Linked DNA regions of Mus musculus: region 2 is linked to region 1. The links are chromatin loops, found by intact Hi-C in ENCODE. Cell type or tissue: left cerebral cortex. All regions are shown on one strand. Links, peaks and the distances in the headings refer to the core of each region. The heading gives the core; the rest is flanking DNA. Region 1 overlaps Aldh8a1 (aldehyde dehydrogenase 8 family, member A1). Region 2 has its middle 65 kb from the start of Aldh8a1.

Region 1 (9,734 bases), core at 884-8,883:
CTGGAGCTCAGGGCCTCAAGGGATTGTGGGAAGCATGGCCTTGCTTTTGCCCTGCCAGTGGCTGTCCTTCTAGAATCCTCTTTGTTCTGAGGACCGAGTTCTTCTACATGGTACATAGAGCTCTTCTGTCTGTAAATATGAACCAATATTAACCTAAACTAGACTCAATAAACTCATACAGTGAATATAGAGGCTGAGGGCTTAGGTGTGACACTGACAGATTCATCACAACATTGACATCCCACCTGTCTGTCTCCTCCTTTAAGGAGCTGCTTGGTGGTGGTGGCATGGGGCTCAGGGGTCTTCACCATCCCCTCAAGGTGACCAGGCTTATGGTGCGGCTCAGTAGAAGTGAGTTCTGGATAATACTGGGTTGTTAATGTGAAAGCACCATTTATACTTTAAGGTCACATTCTTGAAGATTTGGTTTGATTTGAAGAGAGATGCCTAACTGGGGAACGGGGAGGAGACAGGAGCTGCCAGGCTGTTCCAAAAGCTTCTCACACAGGATTTCTGCACCTGCTCTAGTCGCCTGAGGAAACAGAGGGACCTCCTAGATGCAAACACAACGTGACCATGTCAGGCTTCTCCATTTCTAAACTTGTTTCTGTGTGGATGCTGACCGCTAAGCACAGGTCTATGTGGATGCTGACTGCTAAGCACAGGTCGGTGCACTCAGCCCCTAACATTTGTTAACTTGCTCTGACCAGACTGCTGATTGTCATTTAGCTTTACTTTGCCACATTTCTCAATATAATCAATAATAAGTAGTAAGTAATAATAATCAATAGTAAGTACCTTACAGGGTTGTGAGGCCAGAAACCCATTTGTAATCTCCCCTTATAAGGGAGGGATGTGTTTCCAGATTGTGAGTAGACACCTGAAACTGTGGATGGCTTTGGTCTCTCTGTGTGCCTTTTTTTAATATATGCATATATACCTATGGTAAAGTTTAATTTATAAATTGGGCATTATGAAAAATTAATAATAGAATAGAAAAGGCCTAACAATGTACTATAATAAAACATGATGTGCAAGTGGCCATTTTCTTCAAATGAAAAGACAAATATTTCAGATGATAAGTGACTTTGGGTAATGGAAACCATAGAAAACAGAGGATGACCACACATTGCTTGTAGCAATAGCTATGCTCACAAAGCAGCCACTGTGTGTCAGCATTTACTGATGGCTCACGGCATACCACGGGGAAGAAAATTCAGATAGTTCATCTGCACGTGGTGCCCAAGTGTAGAGGAGTAAATTCATGGTTGGGGAGCTATCTTAGTAAGTTACGTGCTTATCTCAGAGCAAGAGGATCTGAATTCAGTCTGTACAGCCCAGGGGACAGAGCCAGGTGTGGAGGTACACACACAGGAGAAATCCGGGTGCCGGGAACAGGGGATCAGTGTGTGCGTGCATGCGTGCATGTGTGCATGTGTGCATGCCTGTTGATCTCATGCTTAGAGGCAGCCAGTGTAGCTCACTGCAGAAGCTCAGGCTAATGAGAGGCTCTGTCTCCAAAAGGATGTCTTCTGAGGTATGCACTGAGCCTCTCGATACATGTGCATTCACATGAATACACACTCAGACACATTTGCACACACATAGGTATCCACATGCATTCACATGAATACATACTCAGACATATGTGCACACACATGTGTATCCACATGCATTACATGAATACACATTTAGACACATGCATACACATATGTACACACATGCATTCACATAAATACACACTCAGACACATGTACACACACATGTGCAGTCACATGAATACATAGACACATGGAAATAACACATATGCACATACCCTAAAGAATTTAATCCTGAAAACAGGTATTCATGTAAATTTGGGTCTAAAGGGTCTTGCAGTAGAATAGATTGAGGCACTGTTTTTTGTATGGTCTTGGTATTTGTCACTTGATCTTGGTTGCAGCAATGCTGTATATAACCAAGGGCACAGGATCTTGAGTCAAAATCACCCCCTCTGGGAAGCCTACTCTTGCTTCTCTCAGCTAGGAGAGTTGATCTCTTCACATTTCTGCAGATTCAAATATCTACTTACTTAACATGGTCACCTTGGTCTACAACTTCTGGGTATCAAGTTGGAGCCAGTCCCCGCTCTACATGAGGTTTGATCTGCCCAATGGTACTTCTACATCAGCCCCAAAGGCTTAGTCAGTGTCAGAGTTTCTTAGAATGTCCCCACTCTGCATCTTTCCAGGCCAAAGCACCCAGAAAACCCCAGCAGGTGGATTCTATAAGCAGAGGTGACTTTGTAGATTGGCTTTGTTATTAACTTGAGCTTGTCATAAAACCTCCAGATGCAGTCACACAAGCCCACCCCACCCCCACGTACCAGCTTTTGGACTCCCGGAGGAGAGTCTGCACGCCACTTCCGGTATCCTGGTAACCCTGGAAGAATTCCTACCACTGGTTTCATTTCCCATCCAGGTGTCCCACCAGGTGTGATCAACATTGTGTTTGGAACAGGGCCGAGGGTTGGTGAAGCCCTTGTGTCTCACCCCGAGGTACCCTTGATCTCGTTCACTGGGAGCCAGCCCACAGCTGAACGGATTACCCAGCTCAGTGCCCCCCACTGCAAGAAGCTTTCCCTGGAGCTGGGAGGCAAGAATCCTGCTATCATCTTTGAGGATGCCAACCTGGAGGAGTGTATCCCGGCAACCGTTAGGTCCAGCTTTGCTAACCAGGTATGAGTCCCGCTTACTACGGCCCTGTCCGGTTGGATCTATTTTATCACAGTGCAAAGCCCAGGGGGTTGGCCGTGGTCTGTTATTTTTCTAAAAGTGGAATCAATGACAGAGCTACTCTGGCAGGGGGGAGCGCCTGGTATGGTCATGGAGCCTTCCCGTCAAGTTCCTCATCTTAAGTCACACAACTTTTATTCAGTGCCAGCATGGTGGAACCATCGACTTCGTTACTCCCGGCCGGCCGCTGCGTTTATTTATTCACGCAGCTGCCTGCTCTTCCCTGCCGTCAAGCATTAGACTGACAGTAGATTTTCTTCTCTCCCAGAACTATTCCTGATGCCTGCACAAGTTCCCATTCCCTGTCACATTCTGAGCTTGGAGTGACAGAGAACTTCAGGACATCTTTGCATCTCCTATTATTATCACATCAGAGGTGTTTCTGTGGTTCTTCAAAGGCACAGCCTCTTCGAGGATTAAGAACACTAGACCAGATTAACTGAACAGCAGCTTCCCACAGATGGGAACAAGGCCTCTATTTCTTTACCTTTATAATCAATTGAACAATGCCACGTTCCAAAGGGCTTCTGTGAATGATTAGTAAGAAACGTGGCTTTTAATTAATATTTTCATGAAAATTGAAATGACGGTCATTTCCTTTACCATAATTCCCAAAGAAGAGGGCGAGAAATGTATTGTTTGGGTATTGATAGACAAGTCCGTGTTATAACACAAATGATTTAATCATCAAACTGAGCAGATATCAGTAAACCACTACTAACTGTACCAGGGCTTCAGGACAGCGAGAGGGACAAACTCTGAGAACTGAAGTGAACGAAACTCAGCTGACACATTGTGTAAGGTAGCCATATGCTAAGCAAGGAGATGTTCATCTACCAGGATTCTTTTAGGATTTGGGTTGGCCCATCAGACCTTTCTTTGGGGGATGATGTTTTAAGGTATAAATGAAATAAAAGGGATGTTCAAGCCAAGATGGATTTTAAGCAAACTATCAATCTTGCTTTGTTTGCTTAGCTGATTGATGAGTTCCAGACAGAACATATTTTTCTTAATTGAAGATAATTGGTTTCGAGCGAGGTAGGGGTGAACTCCCAGCGTGGCCTTGAGCGTATATTAATTCAAAACTCCATTTTCTAATCATGGACTGAGAATACTCACACACCACAAAGCTTTCATGGAGAAAATATCCAAATCAGGGCCTGCAATGGCATGGAGATTCGGTGCATGAGGCTTTCTTGGGAGTCATCGTTTCTGAGCTCAGTGTGACCTACATTTTCCTAGCACTAAATGATGAAATTGGTTAGAACTATTCTCTCCACCACATCCTTCTTTTGCGAAAGGAACTTATGCAAATGAATCCAGCAGGTGTTTGCCCATCTTCCAAGTCACACAGGCAGATGGTTCTCATAGTTGTCCTGTTGGAGAAAGAATTCATTATCTCAGAACATTAACTGCTTGTTTTGGACATTAAGCCTTTGTATAAATACCAAGATAATTAGAATCGTTCTGTTGCCTAGGATTACTGTGAACATTAAATATAGATGTGATGAAATGTTATCAATATCTGTGCATCCATACACATTTGCAGTTTGCTTTGAAATGTTTAGATGTGGTTCATAAACTACTTAATGTTATATTTAAATGGCAGTTAGGATTATTTTTCTCTCCAAAACCTAGCAGGACCTTTCCCCCGGGCATTCAGCATATGTTTATATGCCTAGTGGGCATCAGGATTGAACATACACAGCATGAAGTCTTGATCCGCCCTCTCTCTCCACCCACTGGAAAAGTGTCTCTTCTCTTTGTCCCCTTTTCCTTTCCCACAGAAAAGTATTCCATCCAAAGTGGAACAGGGCCCAAAGCTGGGATCAACCCTGTTATGTCTTTCTCTTTTCCCTCATGTTAACCACAAGTCCCTTCAAATAGGCACTCTGTAAATATTCCCCATGAATTTTTTTCATTGAAATTCTTAATTTTATCATTTGCCTAATGTTCTTCTATTGTTTTGATAACTCTGTGAAGTCATATGGTGTAGTGAACGTTTATTTGTTTTTTGTCTGTCTTCCTGTGAGATTATGTGTTCTGTGTGGTAGGGACTAGTTCTGTTGACAGCTGGATCTCATTGCCTGGACCAGTGCCTGGTACACGGCAGGTGATCAAAACCATGCAGGCATCTATCCGTGAAGAATGTCCCCAACGTCATCATTTTCTTCACTTTTGACAGGGGGAGATTTGCCTTTGTACCAGTAGAATCTTTGTCCAGAGAAGCATCTACAGTGAATTTCTGAAGAGGTTTGTGGAAGCTACCAGAAAGTGGAAAGTTGGTGTTCCTTCTGACCCATCAGCCAACATGGGTGCTCTGATAAGCAAAGCACATTTGGAGAAAGTAAGTGGATCTCTGCCATCTACACTCCGGAAAGTTCTTAATTAAAGAGAAACGTAGAGGCTTTGTGTGGTGGCTCACACCTTTGACCCCAGCATTCAGGAGGCAGAGGCAGGTGGAGCTCTGTGAGTTCAAGGCTAGCCTGGTCTACATAGTGAGTTTTAGAATAGCCAGAGCTACATAGTGAGACCCTGTCTCAAAAACAAAACAAACAAACAAACAAAAAACAAAACAAACAAACAAAAACAAGAGAGATATGTAGAGAGAGACAGAGAAGGAAAGAGGGAGAGAAGCAGAAATGGGGTGGGGGTGGAACTCAGGTCTTGGAAAAGTCACTCAGAGGGATTAGGTCTGAATTTGGATTCTAGGACCCACGTTGAGAAGCTCCAAATGCTTGTAACTCTAGCTCCTAGGGATCAACACCTGCTCCTGACATCCATGGGCACACTCACCTGCACACACACACGTGTACACATGCACAAGTAAATAGAATAAGTCAATTCTTAAAGAGAAACTCAGTGTAAGCAGAATACTATGTATCAGACCTTGAGATATTATTACTTTTGAGAAATTATCGGGTGTGGGAAACTTTCTCGTGTGCTTGATCCTATTCTCCCCATCCATAAGCAAATGGTTCCTCTTGAAAGAGAGCTTGCCAGCCTAGCCTAACTACACTGCCCGGAGCTCCCCCAAGTCTCCAGTGCCTACTTTTTCTCACCTTTCTTGTTTGACATTTGTTTGAATGTGTGAGAGTTTTGCCTGCAGGTGGGCCTGTATGCTGTGGATATGCATGTAGCCCAAGGAGGTCAGAAGAAGGCACTGGATAGTAGACATGGTAGTGAGCCATTACGTGGGTGCTGGGAACTGACTCCAGGTCCTTGTCCAGATCCTTGGCCAGGGTCACATGCTCCTGACCACCGAGCCGTCTCTCTAGCTCACTCCATGATTCTTAACACTGCCTAATGCATAGTGTGCACTTCTTCTCTTACTGACCATCTCCCCCTGAGCAGAAAGTAGTCAGGTTTATGTACTGTTGTATCCTGAGACTTTAGAAAATCACCATAAATACAGCAGTTGTCAGTATTCATTGGAAGAATCATGGTGACACTATATTCTGGGTTTCAGAACTGTGTTCAGAACATTAAACTCAAGGTACCTAGTTTCTTTAAAAAAATTCTCTTTGGTGCTTGGCTGAAAGTACTTGGAACTGGGTCTAAACATATAGGTTCTGGACATCTCCCTTGCTGGCATGAATCAGCATAGACTCCAAATGGAAAACAAACTCCATTACCCAGTCTCTGTTCAGAAAAGTACTTGCGTCATTGACTCTGAGTCACTGGGTTAGCTTATGGCATAATTTATTTTACATTATAATCAGCTACACTACATTACCTACATTTGTTTTTAGAGTATAATCAGTAATAAGACTGAAAATTAGAGATTTCTATTTCTTCTTCTTCTTTTCTTCTCCTCCTCCTCCTCCTTCTCCTCTTCCTTCTCCTTCTCCCTCTCTTTCTCCTCCTTCCTTCTCCCCTTCCTTTCTCCTTCTCCTCCTCCTCCTTCTTCTTCCTCTTCTTCTTCCTCTTCCTACTCCTCCTTCTCCCCTCCTCCTCCTCCTTCTTCCTCCTCCTCTTCTTCTTCCCTTATTAAGTCTTTGAGGAATTCACATAATGTATTTTGATCAGATTCACCATGCCCCCAATTCCTCCAAGTTCCATCCCCATTCCATACCCACCCAAATTTGTTTCAGGTTTTACCACATCAAGTCCTGTGTATCGCCTGTGTATTCTTGGGTGTATGGATGTCCACTGGAATGTGGCCAATCTCTCCAAGCAGCTATCAGCTACCTACAGCTACTCCGCTAAGGGAGGGACCTCATGCCTACTTCTCTCTCAATGCTGACATTTTATCTGTCTTGAGCTTGTGCAGGTCTTTTGTATGCTGTCACAGTTGCTGTGAGTTCATATGTGCAGTTGCCTTATGCCATCCAGAAAACACTATTTCTGTGTGGCCATCCACTGGTTCTGCCTTTCATAGTCTTTCTGCTCCCTTCTTTTGCAAAGATCCCCAAGGAGATGGTGTGATAGAGATGTCCCATTTATGGCTTAGTACTCTTCAGTTTCTTTTCTTCTCTTTTTATTAGATATTTTCTTTATCCATATTTCAAATGTTATTCCCTTTCCTGGTTTCCCTTCTGACAACCCCTATCCCATCCCCCCTTCCCCTCTCACCATCCCACCCACTCCCCCTTCCCTGTCCTGGCATTCCCCTACACTGGGGCATTGAGCCTTCTCAGGACCAAGGGTCTCTCCTCCCATTGATGTCCAACCAAAGAGTACACATGGAAGGACCCATGGCTCCAGCTGCATATGTAGCAGATGACAGCCTTGTACTCACTCTTCAGTTTCTTATTCTCTGCACCTTGACGAGTTGTGGATCTATGTGTTAATTATCATCATCTTAGGGGGTAAAAAGCTTTTCTGATGAGGGTTGAGAAATCTACTAATCTATGGTATAACAATAAATCATTAAGAGTCAGTTTAATATTGTGTTATGTCTCCTTAACAAAATAATAGTTGTAGATTGTCCTCTAGGGCCCATGGCCTGTTGAGTCACAGATTCTTGACGCCTGATAATGGTACCAGATAAGGATTCCTTTTTTTTTTTTTTTTTTTTTTTTTTTTGTGGAGCAGACCTTAAATCCAACCAGAAGACCTTAAATCCATCCAATTTATGGATCCCATGATATTTATGCTAATACTGCACCAATGGACATATCTGTCTGTGTACACCATTATTGTAGCTTGCAGGGTTCACATCCAGATAATTGTGATAACTATCTTTTTCCTCTTGAAATGTGCATAGTACCTTCCATGACTATGAAAGCTAGTCAGTAGGGATGATATTTGCACATCAATGACAGCTTCATTCCTCCATGTTCTGTGATTCAAGTATGTGATGTTTTCAGTAACATCATGTTCTAGAGGGTAAGCAAGAGCAAAGGCAATAGTCTGTAATATGAGAACTCGCTGGCTAATAGCTCTAATAGGTGTAATCCATTCCTGGCACTGGATGTTTTACTTGTTAGCCTGGGGTGTCTAATAAGGGCATTGCCACCCTATTATAGGGCATATTCCAACTTCTTACAATGAAAACACTTCTGTCCCTTGCAAAACGCTTGCGCACACACACACACACACACACACAGATATACACATGCACAACTCACACACGGGTGCACGCACACACACACATGCACAGAGTTTTGCACCTAACTACAGGATATGCCTGAATGTGAATTAAGCTTTGTTGTTTACTAGTTGCATGGATCCTATTATACTTTTGGAGGCACATTGATAAGGTGAACAACTTGGGGATGAAAAAAACCCGTAGAGTTACAAGTGACATACATAAAATCACTTACATTAGTGCCTGGTACTGAGGCATGAAATAATCTGCAACCTTTCCCAGGAGGGCTGAATATGCAAACTCTGGTGGAAACTGGTCTGCCTCAAGCTTTGCTCTCGTGGTAAGATAACCCCAAATCCCTTAGCATTGACCTTACATTGCCTTTTGATCATTGGAAAATATTGATTTTCCTGCTGATGTGTGTGAAACACCCAACGGTAAGAGGTTTATAATTATGGTTTTCACTCCCCCAGGTCAGAAGTTATGTCTTGAAAGCTCAGACTGAGGGTGCCCGGATTCTCTGTGGTGAGGGTGTGGACCAGCTGAGCCTTCCACTCAGGAACCAGGCAGGCTACTTCATGCTTCCCACGGTGATAACAGACATTAAGGATGAGTCCCGCTGCATGACGGAAGAGATCTTTGGTCCAGTGACGTGTGTTGTTCCGTTTGATAGTGAAGAGGAAGTGATTACGAGAGCTAACAGTGTTAGATACGGGCTGGCAGCCACAGTGTGGTCCAAGGATGTGGGGCGCATCCACAGGGTAGCTAAGAAGCTTCAGTCGGGGCTGGTCTGGACCAACTGCTGGCTCATCAGGGAGCTGAACCTGCCCTTTGGAGGGATGAAGAGCTCTGGAATAGGAAGAGAAGGAGCCAAGGACTCATATGACTTCTTTACTGAAATAAAAACCATTACCATTAAATACTGATCATCCTACAGCTGCTGTGGTTGACGCCTGCCAGCAGAGAATCGCTTGTCAGTGCAGTCAACAGAGATCCTAGGACATGTTCAGTCATGCCGCTGCTTGCCAGGAGACTGGCTCTCAATGACCACTGATGGTATTTTTACCAGCTTGTGAAGGAAAAAAAAAAGGCAGTTTTTATGAATTTTTGAAAATCTGCCCAAATCAGGTGTTTTTATTTGCAAATACACAGCAAAAACAAAACAAAGGCCTGGGAGATGACTCAGTGGGTAGCGTGCTTGCTGTATGAGCACAAGACCCTGAGCTCAGATCCCAGCATCAGTGCAAAAGACTGACCTGGTGGTATATAACACAACACACACACACACACCACCACCACCACCACCAGCAGCGACAACAACAACAACAACAACAACAACAACAACAAGCCTGAAGAGAAACAACGCACCATCAATTTCTCCCTTGACAAAGCTTTGAAGATGAGCCTCTCAGCCCCATAGCCACTAC
Region 2 (9,734 bases), core at 715-8,714, 50 kb after region 1:
TCTTCTTACTCCTCCCTGGTCCCTTGTCTGGGAATCCTAAAGTCCCATCTTTGTCTCCCTGCCCAGTCATTGGCTTCCAGCAACTTTATTTACCTATCAAAACCAACCTCAGCATCCTATGTGAAGATTCTCGTGCAATTTTGGGGACCCAATTAACATAATACAAGTGTTAGACCAAATCCACAACAAGTAGGCATATTTTGGAACATTTTGTTTTAACTTGGAGATCTGAAAATTGAGCAGACTGGTGCCAAACTGTCCCCTTAAAGGCCCAGATATATGAGATTTGCAGAGAAAGCCTCCCTTTGCTCTCGACCCTTGCTCTCACAAATGGCTGTCGCATACAGAAATGGTACAAGGAGAATCTAAGTTGATAAAGCCATCCAGGGTGCCTGGGGTCCCCAAGGACCTGGAACAATACTTAGATGCTTCTAGAGAATTTGGTGAACTCTATAGAAATGATCTTTGTATTATGAAGTTTGCATAGGAAGTGAGTGATGAAATCACAATCAATCTGATTGGACAGTTAGTTGTCTTCTGGTTCATTTATCACGTCTACTATTGCACACTTGAACCTACAGTGGCTTCTTGAGAATGAACTAGAATAAATGCCATTAGATTTCCTTCGTGGCTTTTTGGCTAAGATGAAGTGAGAAGTCTTCAGAGAAGCAGGCGAAGTTTATTTTTGATGTGGGATGAGCCCTCAGTGAACCCCAGTGTCAGAGGCCTGCTGTTCATTTATCATAGACAGACTACTGCTGCGTGGGACCACTTGGAAAGTTGTGATAGTTTGGGCTGTTATAATACAATATTGCTGGGCTGCAGTGTGTGTGTGTGTGTGTGTTTGTGTGTGTGTGTGTGTGTGTGTGTGTGTGTTAAAGTTCTCCTTTCCAAGTTATTAAGAATGACTCTAAATCAGCCTTCGTGATTTCCAGTGAGATCTTTGGCATTTGTGATTTTCCACACTCACTGGACTTGCACACATGAATCACAGAAGTTAAACAAGTATTCCTCAACAGAATGTTCTAGTCCTAAAAATGTTCTACATCTGCACTGTCTAAGAAGTAACCATTAGCTACGTGTAATTTTTAAGCACTTGAAATATGGCCAGTGGGACTGAAAAAAAATCTAAATCTTCAATTAATTTTAACTCAAATAGTCATGTGAGGTTAGGATCTATCATAATTGAGCAGTGCCGATCTAATCTCTTAATCCGATTTTCTCTGCAATGTTGATGTAGAAAGGAATTCATAAATAACCATGACAGCAATGATATTGTGCACACATTTCATATAAGCCGAGTGCATGTTATTGAATCAGGAGCAGGGCTGGGTCCTGCTGGTAGCATACCATGATGGTCCTCGAGAGAGGAGAGTCCTAACAGAGTCTCTGCATCCTTGGCCTGGTTGTTACTGACATTTATTTAATTTGTGTCTGTCTTCCCACTTCTTGGATTTCTCATTCTGTACATTTGGTCTTCTCCCGAAGGTTTCTGCAATGCTGAGCAAGGTAAACAAGCACCCGCAAGAGAGCACAGAATCCAGAAGCCTGGCCCCTTCTAGAGTCTGGGTTTGTCCGCTGAGGTTCATGAGAGAGACAGGCGCCATTTGTCAACAGTGGCTCTTCCCTCAGTTTAGCCCTTATCAGTTTACATCCCCCTAAGCAGGTAGGAGCCAACTGCTCAGTATTTCTAGAGTTTTGGTTTCACCAGCCAACTGCAGGTTCTCAGGCTACTGTGAAACCAGTGGGGTAGACACTCTAACCCAAATGTAGATGCCCGAGGAAAACATAAGCCTTTGGCTTCATCCAGATTTTGAACTGGGCAGAACACCCACGTACAGGTCTGTCTACTTTGCTTAGTATACTGGGATTGATAATAATTTTATCCTCAAACATCAGGATACTGCTTGGTCAAATATTTGGACACCCTGTACCCTATTAGGGTTGATACATAAATTCAAGCATCATACTGTGAAAAATAAATCAGCTGTTATTTCTACAAAGGATCTGTTTAGACTCGGGTTCATAATGAGCATTTTTTAAAGAAAAAAAAGTCTACAATTCATTCTTCAGCATATGTCCTATACACAGAAATTAGAACATACAGGGGGAACTGTCTTGTGTTTGAGGACTCTGTCATCTGTAACCAATTTACTGAAATGGCTCAAGGAGAATTCAGAGTGAAAGCCATAGATCCACTGTAAATTCTGAGGTGTTTTATCTAGGGCCACAGCCTTACATGCAGAGATACTCAGGAGACATTTGAAACTAAGTTAACATAACAAAACAGTATATTTAAAGAAGATTCCTGTCTGTCAAGAACAATGTCTTCAGAGAGGAACCACATAAAGCCTGAAGGACTAATTTGACTCACTGACAGAGGGCAGTCATGTTGGGGCTACGGACACTTCCACAGACAGGCTAGTTCTGGATTGGCAAGTGAAGAATGCAATGTAGTATTTGTACAGTTTAAAGTTAAGACATGACTCCTTATAGTAAAGAATTGGTATTCACTGAAGACATCAAACTGAAGTTAAGGGAGACAGATTATAAATTGGAAATACGCAGAATTTTCATGACGGGACTTTTTTTTGTACTCGAAAAGCCGGAAAAAGTTGTTCTTTCATACAATGTTAGTCTCTGTGTGTCTTTGAGAACTGTTTCCCCTCCACCTGAAGCTAATTGAGAATTTACTATGTACAAAGGTAGTCATTTTGACCTTAAAATGTTCATATTATTACATTTTCTGTTGCCTTTAATAACTACACTTTTCAGGGTTAAATGCCCCTTTCTGTTGGTGGTTTCAGAGTCTGCTCTAAGAATACCCCTCCAGGAGGAAAAGTATGAGGTCTCACAAGCTCAGCTTCTGTCTGAAGAGCTCTTTGAAGAGAAAGATTCCTGACGCCTTTAACCAGCCACTACAGCAATTGGCTGAAGTAGGGGGGTTGTTGCTATGCATTTGAGATCAACCTGGGCTACACTTGAGTTCTTGTTTCAAAGAAAACACACAAAACACCCCCCAAACAGCCAAACCAACGAAACAACAGCAGCAGCAAAACCAAGCTATGACCACAGTTAAAGTTTATAGCTATGGAGAAGATAGAAATCTAGATTAATAAAGCTCTCAGAAGTATGTGCATGCCTGTGTGCCGGGTGGACAGGAAGGACAGAGATGGTGTGAAGAGGCCCTTTGACTCGTCCAAACATCTAGACCCAGAATCCCATCTATTGCATCTTTAAGGCACATTGTGAAACACAGGTGTCCATGTTATGAGTGACAGGGTTGGAACGCACAAAGCAGCCATCGATTTGATGGAATTGGCTCAGCAATGTCAAGAAGTGAGTTTCCTTTCCAATTTCTATCAGTGACATGTTCTAGAATACCCCCAATGTTATTTGGACCGGTGTCATTATTTAGTCCAGCAGTCGGTTAGGATTCTGTTGATTTTTCAACTAGAAAACCCTCTACCTTTCAGGTAAGTCAGAAACTTGCAGAACCAGATAGCTGTGTTTCCAGACTGGGAGAGGAGCTGCAAGTGCTCTGCTCAAACCACTCTGGTCTTCTGTCTAAATGCAAAATGTGTGTGTGTCAGGAGGGAGAGAGGTGGAGAGGGAGGGAGGGAGAGAGAGAGGGACTTGTGAGTTTGTGTGTCGTAGACCATGTGGGGAGGTCAGGAGATAAATTTCAGAAGTCAGTTCTCTTTTTCCATTATGTGTTCTGAGAACTAATCTTAGGTGTCAGGGCTGTGCAGGCATCCTTATCCACTGAACCATCTCAGTAGCCTTAAAACGTGATTTTCCCCCCATTGTAATAACTAGAAATCCATTTCAGATCCTCCTGTTGACCTTACTCCTGCAATGGTTGTCAAACAAGAGTGGTTTGGCTCCCTAGAATATCTGAAAATGTCTGAAGACATTTGGGAAAGTTGTTTTTCATGACAAGTGGATTGCTATTGGCACCCAGGAAGAAGCAGAGATGGACTGAACAGCTTCCAGTGTGCTGAGAGTCCTACTCAAGGGAGGGTTATCTGGTTCCAAAGGGCAGCCTGAGTTTACGCAGGGTGTCTGGTTTCTTGTCCTCTTGTTATTGCATTCTTGGCTGTAGAAAACAAGAGGTGCCATCTGTGATCTCAGTAGGAAGACAGGCACGCAGGCATCCAGCCTTGCTCCAAATTACAGATGCGTCTCTTGAAAGCACTCAAAATGACAGCGTGGGCTCACTCCCATGTTCATGTGTAACAAACAGATGTCCTCACCCCCACCTCTGGGCCCTAGGAGAAAGATAAAATAGCAATCAGTGAGGACAGTTTGCAAACGTCTCTTTAACAGGCACTTTCCACCTTTGCTCTATTGACTATTGGAATGCTTAATTAAAAATAAGTTTTTCCCTGATTCTTTGCAAAGTACGTAACAGTTTATGTAAAAATACCACAAATCCTGCTTCCCTGTGACGTATGTGAACCCACCACTAGCCCCACAGGGAACCCCTGAGATTTCCTTCCTGTGGTCATGAATCTAGGGTTAGAGTGCACACCCGGTACGTATTGAGATACAAATTTAAGAACACAAGCAAGAAAGTTGAGATTTTAAATTTTGAGCATTTGTAGTGAGAGAGTGTCTATAAGCGTAGGAATTCTGTTCCCTGTAAATAAAGTGAGAGCACTTAGCCCAGGCCACCGAGAGAGCTGTTTGTTTAGCTTCAACTCTACATGGCCTTGTGATGACATCGTGTGTACCCTGTTACCTTACCTCATGATGACTTTTTTTTTCATCAGCTCCTGCAAAATATTTTGGCTACAATGAAAGCTGATGTCTCTCACTTTGTTCACATGGATTGGGAAACAAACTCCAGTTTAAAAAAAAAAAAAAGTCCCAATGATAGAAAGGGAACCTGGGTGATTTGATCTCATCGGTTCTGTTGGTGCAGATCACCCTTTGTAAGCTGGAAATGCAATCTGTGTTGATTCACAAAAGGGAGTCCAAATATGCATGTATGTAAACTGCTCGATTTGTAGGCCCATTCTTGAATTTTTCTCTGTGTGTTGTAACCTAATTTCTCTGAAGCTATGAAACAGGACACTGCCCAGCCTTATGAGTGGTTATAGTTTGCCAATGGGATCTCAATATTCCTTTCAGACAGGGCCACAGAGTAATGTAACCTCTCCAGAGTGTCCAGAGACCATGAAGTCCTTTGGTTAAAAAAGACTGACCTAGAAGAAAGAAATCCCACTGGTTCTGAGGATGCCTGTAACCCTAGAAACCACAGGGCAGTGGAGTCCTCACCATCAGCCAGTGGCCGAGTCCACTCATAACAAAACAACCTTCTCCAGGGCCAGTGTGTGACCCACAAAAATGCCCCACGTTATAATCAGCCTCTCTCACTCAGGTACGAGCGGTAAACAGCGCCTGTTTATTTCTCTGCTGGTTGTTCCTCTGGGCTGCTCAAAGATTGGGCCAGCTTAAGATTGAGGCTTCGCACCTTCAAGGGGATGTGGCTTTCCTAGAGAGGCATCAGGACACCCCTGCCCCTGTGACTGACAGCAAGGGGGACAGCACATTGTTTTTCTTTAGGACGTTGCTTCATTAAAAATGCTTCCTATTTTATCATACTTACAAGTGGCTAGCAATCCGTGCCTTTCTGGAAATTCTATCTAATTCTCAAGCTAGAGGAACAGGGGCCATGACTTGTTTTCTACTTCTTGGAATTCATCCTGACTCTGGGAGAGGTCAAGGCTGTGTCAGAACTAGTATCAGCTCATTGGTGAAACTAGATGTCAGTGAAGTCTTAGAACTGGGAGTGCCGCTATCTTACAATGGAAGTGGAGAAAGACCAAGCTGACATTTATCTAAGGTACAAAGAGACGGAATGATTGAGCCATGGTTTGCTTTAGGTATTTTGAGTCCCAGATCCACTGCCCTCTTTATTATATACTTCTGAATAAAATTATTTAGTTCCATAATTTACCACGGAAATATCTATAAAACAAATTTTCATAGTAAATTATGCTTAGGTGCCCCAAAGCTTCAGTTGCGTAATGTAATTGGATGCAGCATGTTTTCCATGAACCCTAGTGCTTTTCCCTAACACTAGATCTGGAGTTGCCTACGGTGTCTACAGTGCTATGTTGCTCCTGCCTGCTCTCTGTAGCTCACTGGCCGTGGGCTGTTACTGTTTTTAATTCCTAGCTGGACCCGTAGCTGTGGCCAATTGCCCTCCACTCAGTGATCTCCAGGACTACGTGCCAGAAGATGGCAAGATTCTGAGACTCTTAGAAGCATACCGGTCTTTCTTCTCAAATCAGGAACGAAATTGAAATGGCTTTCACGCCACATGACTTCTTCCTCTCTAAGCCATATTTGGTTTTTCTTTCTAGAAGTAATTCAATGGCACTCTCCTGATCAAAAGATGGCCTGACTGTGTTTAAAAGCAAGGCTCGCTACTGTTAGGCTGTAAACACGTGGAGAGTCTTAGCCTGGGACTACCCCGTGTTTGAAGAAACATTTCTTATTTCTATCCGAAGGCCCCTCCTGAAGGTCAGAGCTGAAGGAATTCATGTCCTAGCAGGGGACATAATTAGCCAGTAATGAGAGGCTGTCCTGAGGGGCGTCCTGAAACCTCTGTGGAAGTGTTGTGGGACAGACGGCCTGTTGTAATCCGTGGGATGGAAATGAGCTTCAGTGCTTAAAATGTTTCATAACTCCAAATCAGGCTGAGCCTCCTCCTGTCAGCCCACTGAGAGGCTGTGCCTGTGAGGGGAAGCGGCTGATGCTGTGGTCTTCTGGGGGAGGGGTGGTGGAGCCTGCTTTGTGCCTTGTAAAATATAAAGGCTTTCTGGTTCCATTCCATCTTCTTAAAAGGAAAAGCTACATGTTATATTATTCCGTTTGTATGAAAGGTTGCAAATAAATGAGTCTCTGGAGACATGGAAGCCTAAGCTGGTGGGTGTGTGCACAGGGAGGAGAGGGGTAAGGCTTCTTGAATGTTTGGGAAGGTAAAAATGGCAGCTTTTGCTTCCTGTACGCCAGCCTCTGCTGGTGTGCCCACCCATGCAGCCCTTGCTCCCTCTCCTGAAGTGAGTGCTAGCACACTCTTCCAGCTTACAGACAAGGGACCCGAGGCTCAGAGGAGGATCCAGGACTAGTTCCTTCATGGTCACACAGCTGGGATCCCTGCCTCACCATCTTGCTTTAGCATTGATACATAGACTGCAGGGCTTGGCTCTTTCTGCATTCAACTAAGGTCATTACAGTTTGGCCACCCAAAACACAGTGGTGAGAGGTCATGTTGGTGGAGGAGCTGAGGGTGGCCCAATCTAAATGTTGGCATAGGCTGGGTCTGCAGCAAAGGTTATCTGTACAAACAGATTAGCTCTCCTGGCTGTCATGCCAGTGGTGTGGCTGACGTCAATATCAACCTACACGGGCTTCTGTTTGCTTTGAGCTGGGGCCCACAGGCATCTCTCACCGTAGATTGGTCTGTGTGGTAGAGCTCTCCCACCGGAGACACCTGGAGTGGTCCTCGCAGCTGGAGCAGGCAAGCTAGCACGGCCCTCATTTCTGATGCAATATTGGCAAGCTGTCTCTGTACCGTGACCTCGACGATCAATGTGTGCACACACCACCCACATCAGTCCTTTGTAAGAAGCAAACAGCATTCATATTGCTTTATTGTTTTTAAATCATATACATTGATTTCTCAATGAAAGAAAGTGAGTCCCCTTAGGGATTTAGAATAACTTTCGTTTTGAGTTAACAATATATAGAAACAACAGTTTTCTATTTTGCCGACTACTTCAAAATAGATATTTCCAGTGTTCTAATTTTCCTCTTTATTTTTTCATATGTAGTTTTAAGTTCATAACCTTGACTCTGCAATCCTGCTGGACTTGGGGGGTGGGAAATGAGGAAAATATGAAAGCCAAAGACTGTCAGGGAAAAGCAGAGATTCCAGGAGCTTGTGAGCAGACGGGGTGGGGGCACTTTCCAGAGCTACAGAAAGAATGGCGGGTAAGATCCTGCAGGTCAAAAGGGTTAGAACTGTCCACTGTCAGCAATGGGTATTTTCTTCCAGATCTTGCCCTCCCTAGATCCCAAACACTCCATGGATTCCACAATGATGCACTCCCACTTCTTTCACCTTCCCAAAGACCAGCCACAGTCTTAGCAGTGAACAACAGAACCATTTGTGTTTGCATCAGTGTTTGCCATGGACAAGACCTGTATGCTGCAGGATGAAACTCTCATCTTTAGATTTCTTCTTGCAAAGTGACCTGCCACCAGTGCCATTATGCTGTGTGGAGTCATGACCCTGGCACATGGATCCTGGAACAACTGTGTGACAGAAGGAAACTTTAGATACGAATCCTTTCTCTGCAGGGCTCAGAACACCAAAGTTTTCTGCTGTCTTTGGAATTTAGTCTGCAAACGGCTCAAAGAAGATCCATCTCAAGGGCTTATCAATCATTGTGATGTCGAAGAACTCGGTGGGATGGCCAGGGCTGCAGCAAGGGCAACAGGGGAAGGCACCTCCTGCCCTAGCTTTTCTTGATGACTTTGTGTCTTTCAAATAAACGAAACTCATGGCTATGCTCAGCCTAGGAGCTCTAAGACCCCAGGGAGGGGTGAGCTGTAGTAAAGGGTGTGAGTCTCTGCCCGGGTTTTGCAGCCACTAAGAACTTGGCAGTCATGTGCCTCCAGGCGGCCTAGAAATCTTCACAGGGATTCCGTTTCCTGACAGTAAAATGAAAGCAATTGAAATATCAACTTCCAGTGTTGTAGCAAAGTTTAAATGTCCTTTCCAAGGACAAAATTACAACTTTAGCTGAGTTGGCTTTATTGTCAATTCTAGAATTAAAGCACACACACATACACACATACAACTATATGTATATGTAAAAATTCTCTATATATTTTAATTATATATTTATTTTATATATGCAATACATATTACATATATAATATAAATATAATATAAAATGTATATTTTATATTATATTTTTATATTTTACTAAGAAGGTTGAAAGAGACCAGTAGAAACTGTGTCTTCTAGATGTGACAAGGACACTGTATGCATGAACACACAGCTCTAGCTTACTGCACATGACCTGCACATGATCAAGCCAGTCAACATTCTAGCCAGAAGGGGAAGAGGGCATGAACCCACCCTTAGCTGAAAAGCGATTGAAAGCTAATGGCCTCTGGGGAAGGGAGAATCTGTTTTCTTTAAGGGTGTGGCTCCCAGTAGGTCAGACTCACCACAGTGGATGTTCTCAAACCCAGGAATATTTGGCCAGTACAAATTAGAGTCAGTGAGTTAATTAAAAAAAAAAAAAGATGAAGTTGGGGTGGGTAAGTAATTGGGGTGAATCTGAGAGGAGTTGAGGTGACTGTGATCATGAAACGTTGTTTAAAATTTTCGAAGAATTAATAAAAATATTTGGAAATTTTACATGTAATTTAATTTTTAAGTTTACATACAAGGAGCAGATTTTCTTGTGGTGCCTGCACACACATGGTTTTATTGGTCTTCCTCCCCGTTCCTTTGCCTCATCCCGCCGTCTGACCTGCATCCTTGTTCACACCCTCCTCCTGGTCCCTCCTACTGGCACACCACCGTCTTCTGCGGTTCTCACTGCCCATCCTCTAAAGCCGCTCCCTCTCTCACGTGCACCTCTGTAGTTTCCTGGCCTCAACTCAACTCGTTCTCACATAAAAACACACACGTGGAAATCAGA

Evidence for each region. Peaks named below come from ENCODE experiments on the same cell type or tissue, not always from the same donor. Only the 100,000 strongest peaks of a DNase experiment are listed, where the experiment ranks them.
Region 2: a loop joins it to region 1, with 2.4 times the contacts of the local background. A loop is called at or near these places in 7 of 42 quality-filtered maps.

What each region holds. Positions count from the first base shown.
Region 1 is chr10:21,386,608-21,396,341 of GRCm38, forward strand. Aldh8a1 (aldehyde dehydrogenase 8 family, member A1) reads left to right here. Exons shown (of 7, transcript NM_178713.4): 5 at 2,461-2,717; 6 at 4,960-5,121; 7 at 8,781-9,734. The coding sequence ends at 9,233. Among named protein-coding and RNA genes, the nearest start is that of Aldh8a1, 14 kb to the left of the region's middle. In left cerebral cortex, for the core only: no CTCF peak of the experiment used is centred there; DNase peaks (open chromatin) are centred at 4,056 and 6,395.
Region 2 is chr10:21,437,146-21,446,879 of GRCm38, forward strand. No RefSeq gene overlaps it. Among named protein-coding and RNA genes, the nearest start is that of Aldh8a1, 65 kb to the left of the region's middle. In left cerebral cortex, for the core only: no CTCF peak of the experiment used is centred there; DNase peaks (open chromatin) are centred at 4,130, 6,749, 7,421 and 8,655; H3K27ac peaks cover 1,425 bases.